Linked DNA regions of Homo sapiens: all the other regions are linked to region 4. Evidence: chromatin contacts called from ENCODE Hi-C or POLR2A ChIA-PET data. All regions are on one chromosome and are shown on one strand. The core of a region is the stretch at or near the end of the contact, and the rest is flanking DNA. Distances in the headings are between cores, read along the strand shown.

Region 1 (2,700 bases), core at 128-2,627, 1.0 Mb after region 4:
TAATGAAACTTAAGTGGCATTATGAAATTGCCCAGGGAATATAGCAGAGGAAGAAACTAACTCTGCCTGGGAGGAGATTGAGAAAACCTTCCCAGAAAAGATGACATTTGAACTGATCTTTAAAAGGAGTAGGATTTCACCTAGTTAAAACATGTCTGGAGGGGGAGAGGAGGGGGAGAGGAGGTGAAAAGGAGGGCATTTCACTCAGAGGGCAGAAGCCAAGGCACAAGAAAATGAGAAAAGGAAGTGGCTAGAGATGATGGAAAGATGCGTTGGGGCCAGATGGTAAAAGTGCTAGTTTTTATTTTAAAATTCCCCACCTAGATTTCGAACTTCTTAAGAGCCAGGACCAGTCATATTCCCCACTTATGCTCCATCTGTATATCCCCCAAATAGACACCCACAAGTATCTGTTGATAGAGATGAATCCCTACGTCATCTCTGTGATGTCACTGTATCTGGGAGGCTGGGCGTTGGTTTCAGACATACCTGGGCCCCAATTCTGGCTCTTTACTAGCTGTGTAACTTCAGTGTCCTCCTCTGTAAAACACAGCTACCTACCTGCTCGGTTTGGGGGGAGATGAAACGAGGGATTGTGCACGGCAGGCCTTCTACAAATGGTAACTCTAATTAAAGGGCTCTAGGATGCGGCCACGAACCATTTAATTTGCTTATATCGCGCGCATCCATTCAACCCCCACTGTGTCTAAAAAGAGAGCCGAGGGGAGGAGGATCCTCGCACTTGCCAAGAAGACGGTCATCCGTCGGCGCTGCACGCGGGCCTAGGCTGGACACAAGAGGCTCCCCAGCAGAAAGGGTCTTTCGGCAAAAGAAAAAAGGGGCTCTGTCCCCCGGCGCCGGGAATCCCCTCCTCTGGCACTGAGCTCCACTCGCGCCCGGCGTCCGGATTCCGTTGTAAACAGCTGTTCAGGCCAGCGAGGGAGTGGCAGGGCCGGGAGTAGGGGAGGACGCGGGCGCGCCGAGAGGACAGCCTCGAGGGGTGAGCTCCACCCGCCCGCGGACCCCGCCTCTTCCTCGCCTGCCCCCGACATCCCGGGATGGGATCCGACGGGAAGAGGCGAAGAGATGCCTGCGACTTGGACCGCGCGCCTCCCGGACGGGCCCCGCCAGCCTCCGCCCCAGCTCCCGCTCTCACCTGCCACGGAGTCGGCGTTCTCCCTCCTGCCGCTCCCGCCGCGAATCAGGCGCGGGCTGGCGCCGCGGCGGAAGCCGGAGGGATGCGCGGCAGGCAGGGGCGGTTCAGCCTCTGCCCCTCCGAGGCCGCATCCCTCGCCACGCGGCGGGCGGTCCTCCCAGCCCGACTCGGGTGGGCAGCGGTCAGAGCGGCCGCTTCTCAGCATCAGGAAGGAGGAGACTGCTCTTGGCCGGGAGGCGCCAGCCCAATATAGGGCAGCGCCATGTCTTCGTACGGAAAGGCGGGAGGGTCTTTCCCCTGCTTGCCGAAGGGGTTCAGTAAGCGGTGACTCGCAGCTGGGCGGCGCCGTGTTTCCTCAGGGAGAGGTGGAAAACATGGCCGATGACCGCTCAGGGGGCTCCGTGGCCAGTGGCTCCCAGCCAAGAGTCGCCCGCCGCACGCAGTGAGGCGCCATGTTTTCGTACGGAAACGCGAGAGGCATGGCCGAGTGCCCGCCGATGAGTCTCAGCTGGCGGTGGCTCGAAGCTGGGGATGGCCCGCCCCTAGGCGCCATGTTTCCATACGGAAAGACGGAACGCGCGCCGCATCCCAGCCGCTGGTGCGGGTGACGCGAGGAGAAAGGGAGGCGGAGAAGGCGCGGGTCAGTCAAAAGAAGGAATAAGAAGCCATTGCATCTGAAACCTTCCCCGCCCGTTCTTTGAAATTTAATTTTGCCATCCTGTTTGTAGCTACACAAAGTTTATTCCCCTTCTCTCATTTCCTCAGCTTTAAAAAAAAGTTAGTCCGGGCGCAGCAGCTCACGCCTGTAATCCCAGCACTTTGAGAGGCCGAGGCGGGCGGATCACGAGGTCAAGAGATCGAGACCATCCTGGCCAACATGGTGAAACCTCGTCTTTACTAAAAATACGAAAATTAGCTGGGTGTGGTGGCGCGCGCCTGTAGTCCCAGCTACTCGGGAGGCTGAGGCAGGAGAATCGCTTGAATCTGGGAGGCGGAGGTTGCAGTGAGGCGAGATCGCGCCACTGCACTGCGGCCTGGAGACAGACCGAGACTCTGTCTCAAAAACAAACAAACAAAAAAAAACTACAAAAAAGCAGATGGGGTGACATTGGTGCTTTCAAACACTGCTTCTAAATAGATCACATGTGGGTAGTTATTGCTAACGTATTGAAGGCCGAGTGCAATACCAGACCCTCAAACCATTTACTAACTTGCACATTAAAGTCTTTGCTTTAAAAAAAAAAAAAAAAAGACAAAAACAGAAGTTCTCTGGTGAAGATTCACTTTTTGGAGGAAAAAACACCAAAAACCCTTAAGATACTCAACTAAATGGAACTGTTAAGATCTACAAAGAATGGCTGGGCGCGGTGGCTCACACCTGTAATCCTAGCTCTTTGGGAGGTCGGAGGTGGGTGGATCACAAGGTCAGGAGTTCGAGACCAGCCTGGCCAATATGGTGAAACCTCGTTTCTACTAAAAATACAAAAAAATTAGCCGGGCATGGTGGCATATGCCTGTAATCCCAGCTACTTGGGAGGCTGAGG
Region 2 (2,700 bases), core at 73-2,572, 1.3 Mb before region 4:
ACTCGGCGAGAAACTATCCTCAGCATAAATTTGAGACTTTACGAGTTGAGCAGGAACAAGCCTTTCTTCCAAGGCACTTGGGATGAAGGCTTTTCACCTCAGTTGCTAAGGAATTAAGTGGTGTTGATGACCCGGTAGCCAACATACCACATCATCACCACTTCCAGGCTGTTGAGGAGACGTGGTGCTGCTGGAATGACTTCAGGAAGTGCATAAAAATTCAAGTCATGATCACTTGTGGTAATTAGAAGCCCTAGTTGCTTTTGGCAAGGTCACTAAACATTAGTTGGAGCTTCTGGTGGACTTCAGGTTTCCTGATCCTTTCCTTGTGCTTTGTTTAGGCTTCTGTCCAAAGCCATCTCCATGGGAGATGCTTAAGCTGATAAGGTCCTGCCACTCGCTGTCAGAGGCACCTCCCAGTCCCTGCAGACTTGGGTCCCCTTAGTACCTCCAAATCACTAGTCTCTCAAAAATTCTTATTAAACACCTAACATGGACAGGGCCCAGGGATAGATGTATGGCCCTTCCTTCACAGAGTCTAAGGCCTAGTGGGAGAGGCAAACCATATGAATGTGATGAATTGTGCAACGTTAAGATCTCAGAGGCATGAAAAGTAGATTGGGGGCTCAGGAAAAGATTATTCGAAGAGACAACATCAAAGAGTCACTTAAGATTTCAGGTTCGAATGTGCGAAGTAAAATATTCCCCAAACACCACGAACTGCATCTGTGTATGGAAAAGGTGGGAAGAGAATGGATCGTGCAAGAGGATGTATTGCACTTGTGGACTGTGCCATATCAGCACAAAGCCCTGTGAACCAGCCTGTCTCCACAAGCTACCAGAGTGATAAATATACATTCTTCTCTTAAGAAGAAATTCTCCTGGTGAGAACATTACCCTTCAGGGGTGACTGGATGGCTCAGTTTATCACTTGTAAATTTAGCAGATCAAACTAGTTGAGAAGCAGTTGGGCAGTCAGTAAACTGACTGGACTGCTGGGATCAACAGGGACTGGATGTTTAGTTCACTTTCAATAGCCACAAATTTAGCAGCTCATTAGAAGGAACCAAAGTAAAGAACTGCACAAGTCCTCTGGGAGGCCTTGAAAGGCTTCCATGGGCGATGGAAGCCATTTAGAGGCATGGTGTTGCTGAGCCTTTTAAACACGTGATTAGCTAAAGAGAGAAAGATGTTACTTTGGTCTGCATTTCTCTAGGGCAGGAGGAAGTGAGGAAGGGAGGAGCAGAACACTTCAGCCTACATCTCAGGAAGGGAGGCTGAGAAGCAGTGTCTGGCTGAGCATGCTGCTTCTCTGAGCAGATTTCTAGAAGCAGCAGAGGTGTGGGTGTGGACAGGAAACTCTCTATGTCTATCACCTTCTGCTGAGGCTTTTTGTAAACAACAAATGAGATAGTGTAGCATAAGGTCTGGTACTACCTTAGTTTCCCATTGTTGCAGTAACAAATGATCACAAATCAAGAGGCTTAAGACAAGACAACTTATTATCATATAGTTCTGGAGGCCAGAAATCTGAGTTGGGTCTCACTGGGCTAAAATCAAGGTGTCAGCAGGGCTGCATTCTTTTCTGGAGGCTCGGAGGAGGAGTCTGTTTCCTTGCCTTTGCCAGTTTCTAGAAGCTTCTCACATGCCTTGGCTCCTGGCCCTTTCCTTTATCTTTAGAGCCAGCAACATTGGGCTGTGTCTTTGTCATGCTGCCATCCTTCAGTTCTTTCTTTTCTGTTTCCCTTTTTCATGCATAAGAACCCCTGTGATTCCACTGGTCCCACCTGGAGAATTCAGGCGCATCTCCCTATCTTGAGGTCAGCTGATTAGCAACCTTCTTTGCAACTGCAGCCTTAGAGCCCCTTTGCCATGTAATCTGACACATCCACAGGTTCTGGGGATTAGGACATGGACATTTGTTGGGGCATTACTCTACCTATCACTGGTACAGAATAAAAAGTCAATAAATGGTTCTATTCATTACCAGTACTCCCTACCACCTTCTTTCTCTACTGTGAAATTACCTATGCCCTTCAGTTTTTCAAAGGCAGGGCAGAAGCCTCAGCTCTGGTAGAATCTGACGTGCTGGAGGTTGAAAGTGAGAAAGGCAGTCTTTGATGGGCTTAGGGGAGTGGGGAAGTGACCAGCCCTTACCTGGAAGGTTGTGTGCAGGTCTGGGAGGCACAGGCAAGTAAGTAGCTTGAGGTGCTTTAACCAGGATAGTGACAAACTTGGGAGAAGAGAAAACCCTGAGCAGAAACTTCATATGCCTCAAAGGTTGGTAGATGGAGAAGGGATTCAGCTTCATTTTCTGTAAGTGTCGTGATTAAGTGTGTGCACCTTGTTCAGGCCAAGCTGGGTTGCCATCCCAGCTCATCTACTCACCAACTGCCTGACTTGGAGCAAATGTGCTCCTCTCTCTGACCTCCAGTTTTTCATCTATAAAGAAGGACTAATAATAGTAGCTATCTTGTGAGAGTGTTGTGGGAAGTCAATGAAATAATGCATGTAAAGCATCCAGTACATTGTCTGATGGCAACTGTTATTATTAGGTAGCTCCACAGGATAGAAAAATAACCTGTGGGTAAAAGCTGCAGGGAAACAGATATAGGCTCACCATAAAGGAAGGGCTTCTTAATAGTCAAAGCTATCCAACGGCGGGATGGTTAGAGTAGAAGTGATAAGCTGCCCTGCACT
Region 3 (2,700 bases), core at 172-2,671, 1.1 Mb before region 4:
GACTCAGCCGGAGGGGCTGCCGCCGGGTCCGCGCTGAGCACCCCGCACCCATCTTGCTGCCCAGGCTGCGGCGGGCACTCACCGATCTGCGCCAGGCTCAGCGGCACGAGGCAGAGTCCCCAGGCTGCGTGCCACCAAAACTTGTCCATGGTGTCCGGAGCGAACGGAGGGCGCGGGCGAAAGGAGCTGGAGGATCCCTGGGCGCGGGGCAGGGGCCGGCGGAGGACGGGACGAGGATGGCGGACCGAACCTGGCAGAGGCTGGGGTCCGCTGGGCAATGAGGCTGCCTCGGAAGTTGGCTGCAGTTTTTATTCGAGGTTGAAAACAGTGACCTAAGACGGAGGGAGGGAGCGAGCGAAGGACACACCCAAGCAAGGGGGGCTGTGACTAAGCAGCCCGCAGAGGTTTTAAGAAGTAGCAGCCCTCCCGGGCGGGCCCCTCTGCCCCCGCCCCGTGCTCTGCTGAGGCTGTAAATAATCGGGGCTGCCAGGGACGTGGGTCGGGGAACCTGGAGTGTCGCGGGGTGCCTGTGCCTCCGAGCCCCACTGGCCCCTGCGCCCAGAGACGCACTGGCTTTCTTCTCCCGCTGGCCCCGCGGCGTCAGGACAGAGGATGACCGAACCGTAAAACCTTGCACCATTGGGTTCAGCCTTTGGCCTCTCCTTTCCCGCTAAATTTCTCTGAATCCGGCTGGAGCAAGATCTCTGGGTTTCACAGGATGTTGGATATCCTGGGAGAGGAGCTGGAGAGAGGGCGAGGTCTTGCCCTGGGTGGCGCAGTGCCTCCGTGCCCACAGTGGGGAGTGAGGGGTGGGGAGTTGGTGAATCTTCCAAGTGGAAAGAGGGAGAGCTCATTCTTTTTCCCCTCAATAACAAGTCCACATGGCTTGAATGAATTTTAGCTTCTTGGCAGAACAGCTCAGGGAAAGCTACTGATGGCCTGTCATAGGGCTGGCATTTGGCTCAGCTAACCCATGTGTTCAAGCCAGTGTGAATGGGCACCTCTCTCCACACACATGCTCATTCATCCTCCTAAATATCCTTCCATCCGCCCATCCATCTATCCACCCATCTTTCCTTATGTCCTTCTGGGGCTCTCACATCCATCCATCCTCCTGTCCATCCACTAACCACTTAGGTCCATCTATCATCCCACTCATTCATTCATCCAACCACACACCTTTTAATTTATTCAACCACCTATTCTTCTATTCATCTTCCCATACAACTTCTCATCCATCATTCCACACTTCCTTTTTCACATCTCTTCATAAAACCACAACCATCCACCATCCTCTTCTCCACCCATCCACCCACATATCTGTTTATTGATATATCCACTCATTTCCCATCTGTCCAAGATCAACATATCCACCTATCATTTTATCCATTCTCTCATCCACCCATACGTTCATCTATTATTTTTGCCCCCATTATCCTCCTTTCTGTGTAAACATTAATTCATTTTCTCCCATCTTTCCTACCCAGCAGATCTTAAAGAGAGGAAGAGTTTGTAATATTCTTCAGGGGAAGCCTTTTGAGATTGAAATATCATACTTTGAATGATAACTCTATATCTATCTATAATATACTATGGTTTAATGTTTGGAAATCAAACGCAGTATTTATTTGTCATGTGAACTACTAAAAGTAAATCTGCATGGACTTCTTGCCTGGTGAGTTACACAGAAAATGAAAGTGATTATCAGTGGCTGTGGCAAGATGAAAGGAACCATGCCAGGACTTCTGAGGGAAGGTAAGATTTTGTTATTTATTTCAAGAAATTGAAAAGTTGAGAGAAATGCACCCAGCCATCCCCCTATGCATTCATTCATCAGACATGTAATGAGTGTTGTGGGGTATCGAGGTAAATAAGACCTGGCGCTATCTTCAGAGCCCTCACCCTCTGGTACGGAATAAAACTCACAAGCAGGCCATTACCATGCAAGGTGAAATATGCTGCAAAATGTGTGTGTTTGGGGTGCTACCATTCCTAGAGAAGGGAGTCACACTCTCTCCTGGAGAACACCAGGCAGTCTTCACAGGGGAAGTGATATTTGAGGCAGGCCTCAAAGGAAAAGGAGGAGGAATTCTTCAGATGAAACTACAGGGACAAGTAAGTCATCCACAGGCAGTACAGTGTAGTGACGAACAGCATGGATTCAGGAGCTAGAACACCTAGATCCAAACCCTATTATGGCTGCTTCTTAGTTGTGTGACCTTGCCTAAGGCAATTAGCTCAATTTGCTCAAGTATAAAATGGGCTTAATAATAGTATCTATTATTACTATTACAATTCTATTACTTCATAGAATTGGTGAGGATTAAATGACTCAAAAGCCCTGCATGTATTAAGCCGTAGATTTATGTCTACATATGCATGCAGTAAGCACTTTAAATAAGTGTTTGCTATCATTACTAAAAGCAAAATTGTGTTTGAGCATAGAAAAGTGAAAGAACATGGCTTGTCCAGAGAATAGAGAGCAATGTGAGCTGATCTGAACATAGATCAGATGAAGGGGCTGGGGGAAGATAGCAGACATGAGGTTACAGGTATGGGGACTACAAGGTGTAAGCTATGCCAGGGAGTTTGAACTTGACCCTGTAGGAAATAAGGAGGCAACGTACTTAGTTAAAATTATTATCATTGTTATGTTAAAATATGCATAACATAAAATTTACCATTTCACCCATTTAAAAG
Region 4 (2,700 bases), core at 186-2,685:
TCTCTCCTACGGAAGAAGAGGGGACGCTCGACAGGTCTCGAGTGCATGGTAACCGAGCGGACAGACCCCAAGGCTGCAGGACGCAGGCCGCCCCAACTCCACGAGGCGGTCGGTTGAACCCGGAGCCCCCCGCGCAGGGACCTCTTCATTTTGGGCCCTCGTCAGAGAAATCGGGCCTCAGAGACGGAAAGAAGGGCACCATACAGTGAAGTCCTGACGACAGGCCCCCACCCTCACATGTCCCACTCCTAAAGGCCAAAAAGCCGGACCCACAGCGGAAGAGTAATAAAGAGGCCTGGGGTACAGTGCCGCGTCCGAGTCAGGTGACAAGTGCCTCTTCCAAGAGCCCGTTTTCTGGGCACGAAGCTCCCGCTGAACGTGGAGACGGGGCGTGTGGGCCAGGGGGTGGGAGGAGGGGACCTAGTAACGCTCCCGAGACGAAAAGAAGCGAAGGCTCCAGCGACCAGGGTCGGAGGGGCCGCAGAGCCCGGCCGCAGCCACCCCTCCCTTCCCCGCCAACTCCTGGCACCTTTTTCTTCTCCAGGTTCCGAAGTTTCTTGTCGATCACCCCGAGAATCTGCTTCATGGCCTCGGTCTGGACAGCGCCGGTGCCGGTTGCGGGGTGCTGAGAAGCCGGCGCGGCGGCCCCGGCTCCCGCGGCCGCCTCACTCCCGGAGGAACCCGACGGCGGTGGCGGTCCGGACGACTTGCTGCCGCTCCCGCTGTGGCTGGTGGCCGAGGGCATCTTCAGACCGCAAGGAGAGAGAAGAAAAAGCGGGAGGAAGGACAAGAGCGGCCAGTCAGGAGACGGACGGGGCGAGACGCGGGACAAAACGCGCAGCGAGCGGTAGCCTACGCGAGCGGGTGGGGGAGGGGGCGCGGCGCGCCTCGAGGGCAGGAAGAGTGCGCGGGCGCGCGCGCGACCCGCCAGCGGGGCGCCCGGCTGGGCCTCGCACCGCCCCCCGACCCGCCCCTCCCCCGCGGAGCCGCCGGCTCGGCCTACCAGCCCGGGGGCTCCGAGGCTCGCGCCGGAGGCGGGGCATCGCCGCGCCGGCCGCCAACGGCCACTGCAACGGTCCCTACCGGGGAGGGCCGGCTTTTGCCGGCTTCCGGAGAAGGGAGGAAAGAGAGAGGTCGGGGCTTGGGGGCAGAGAAGGGCATGGGAAATGACCGGGGTGGGGTGGGGGGACTTGGGGGCAAGCCCCTCGGAAGCTCCAGCGGGTCCGGAGATAAAGGACACCCGGGCGCAGCGGCCCTCTTCCCCTGCAGCGGCTCGGTCCCGGGTGGCGCTCACCGTGCGCGCGCGGAGGCCGCTGGAAATCACGAGTGGGCAGCTGAGGGGGCAAGGGTGGTGGTCCCTTCCGGGCAGTGTCGCGCGCTCCGTGGGCGCAGGCCGCTTCGCCCTGTCCCGCTGCACCGAGAGCCGCTCCTAGTGAGGCGAGAGCCGGGAGCGGGAGGGACTTAGCCAGCCAGCAGCCCTCTGGGTCGCGAGGGGCGGGAGAAGCGGAGAGCGGGGGCCTTCGCGGCCGCTCGGGCTGCCCGGCGCGAACGCCTGCCCGGAAGAGGCCGCCCGCTAGCTTCTCCGCCGTCCCCCGGCCCCGGCGCTGTGGGGCGCCTCCTGGACGCAGGTGGGGATGGCCCCGGCAAGGCCGAAGGAAAGGCCCCTTGAGTTTTGAGAGCAATCGACGCTAGGGTCCTTCAGGCGAAATCGTTTGACGCCCAAACGGGGACAATAGGTGTCAAGCAGCTGGCTCTGGAGCTGGCAACTGCCCCTTGAAGAGCCCTTATTTGGGGTGGGGGTGGGGGTTGGGGGGCAAAGGTTTCTGCAAGTAAGGGGTGCGTGGGGTGGGTGGTGCGATCCCAGCTTCTAGAATTCCTTCTGTATGCAGAGCGAGCAAACTCCATACCCCAAAACGTCTTTTGAAAAAAAGACAACTCGCCGCTTCCCCACCAAACAATCACCCAGTAACCTAGGAGTTCTCTGTAGAACGTGTCGGACACGGTCATGGTTGGTGGCTTTTTAAATCCTAAAGCTCTGGCCTCACAAAGAGTCTTCAGCTACCCTATGATGTTATACATCCAGTAGGCCTGAGTATTACGAATTATTAGACTTTTGTTTCCTTTTTTTTTAGGTTTACCTAACACTGTAAAGAGAACGTTCAATGAAATACAAAGAAAAAGATGATTTTTTTGCTCCAAGAGAATTATTCCAGCCTTGGGGTGGAGTGGGTGTGGACAGTGAGCAGAAAAACAAGAAACCAAGTTCTGGGAGGAAATAAAATGAATATAATCAGTGGAAAATTCAGCAACGCAATATTGTGTGACAACAGTAAATGACCAATTTATAATTTAAATTCTATGAAAAAGAGATTTAGAAGAGAGTTCTACCAAACCCACTGTTCCCTAGGGAATAAAATGAGTAACGCTGACTGGCAACAGTGCATCCTGAGGGAGCCTGGAGAAACAACAGCAGCCTCCGACCTCAAGATATCCTGGTTAGCTGCAAAGTCTGTTATATATTCATTCAAATATTTATTAAGCACCTTACTGTGTGCTGGGAACTCTTAAGTGCTAGGGATTATGAACAAAACATATTTACATGGAGCTTACAATCTAAGTAAGGGGAAGACAAGTAAATACATGTCAGATAGTGAAATGGTAGAGAAAAGAAAAAACGGTGGTCAGGGAAAGCCTTACTGA

What was found. Hi-C counts contacts between places; a loop is a spot of excess contacts on that map. ChIA-PET counts read pairs that join two places held with the same protein, here RNA polymerase II (POLR2A). Pooled maps may share reads with other maps.
Region 1: a map of natural killer cell shows a loop between it and region 4 (9-fold over the local background). The contact joins the promoter of TCP11L1 here to the promoter of CAPRIN1 in region 4. A Hi-C loop is called at or near these places in 4 of 168 maps with a recorded cell type or tissue (CD8-positive, alpha-beta T cell, natural killer cell and sigmoid colon) and 12 of 50 pooled maps. POLR2A ChIA-PET finds 5 or more read pairs at or near these places in 1 of 52 experiments (CD4-positive, alpha-beta memory T cell).
Region 2: a loop to region 4 is called in a map of naive thymus-derived CD4-positive, alpha-beta T cell, with 2.9 times the contacts of the local background. The contact joins the enhancer-like site here to the promoter of CAPRIN1 in region 4. A Hi-C loop is called at or near these places in 1 of 168 maps with a recorded cell type or tissue (naive thymus-derived CD4-positive, alpha-beta T cell) and 4 of 50 pooled maps. POLR2A ChIA-PET finds 5 or more read pairs at or near these places in 1 of 52 experiments (Panc1).
Region 3: a loop to region 4 is called in a map of PC-9, with 15 times the contacts of the local background. The contact joins the promoter of CD44-DT here to the promoter of CAPRIN1 in region 4. A Hi-C loop is called at or near these places in 1 of 168 maps with a recorded cell type or tissue (PC-9) and 8 of 50 pooled maps. POLR2A ChIA-PET finds 5 or more read pairs at or near these places in 1 of 52 experiments (activated CD4-positive, alpha-beta T cell).

The regions. Positions count from the first base shown.
Region 1 is chr11:33,038,249-33,040,948 of GRCh38, reverse strand. It overlaps TCP11L1 (t-complex 11 like 1), which reads right to left and starts at 1,377. Exons shown (of 10, transcript NM_018393.4): 1 at 1,157-1,377. RefSeq lists enhancers at 557-876, 1,357-1,706, 1,427-1,974 and a silencer at 977-1,376.
Region 2 is chr11:35,329,718-35,332,417 of GRCh38, reverse strand. The region is part of intron 1 of SLC1A2 (solute carrier family 1 member 2); the gene reads left to right. Among named protein-coding and RNA genes, the nearest start is that of SLC1A2-AS1, 49 kb to the right of the region's middle. RefSeq lists an enhancer at 1,473-2,032. Within about 2 kb of position 1,322, at least 5 of the 41 ENCODE cell types and tissues checked have a DNase peak (open chromatin) inside an H3K27ac peak, as active enhancers do.
Region 3 is chr11:35,136,753-35,139,452 of GRCh38, reverse strand. CD44-DT (CD44 divergent transcript) reads left to right here and starts at 1,421. Exons shown (of 3, transcript NR_120528.1): 1 at 1,421-1,755. CD44 (CD44 molecule (IN blood group)) reads right to left here and starts at 282. Exons shown (of 18, transcript NM_000610.4): 1 at 83-282. The coding sequence starts at 149. RefSeq lists a silencer at 573-642 and an enhancer at 553-1,117.
Region 4 is chr11:34,050,466-34,053,165 of GRCh38, reverse strand. CAPRIN1 (cell cycle associated protein 1) reads right to left here and starts at 1,435. Exons shown (of 19, transcript NM_005898.5): 1 at 1,295-1,435; 2 at 530-745. The coding sequence starts at 745. It overlaps LOC101929918 (a long non-coding RNA gene), which reads left to right. Exons shown (of 3, transcript XR_931177.3): 1 at 1-847; 2 at 2,133-2,495. RefSeq lists enhancers at 12-81, 152-221 and silencers at 832-1,131, 1,172-1,721, 1,581-1,780.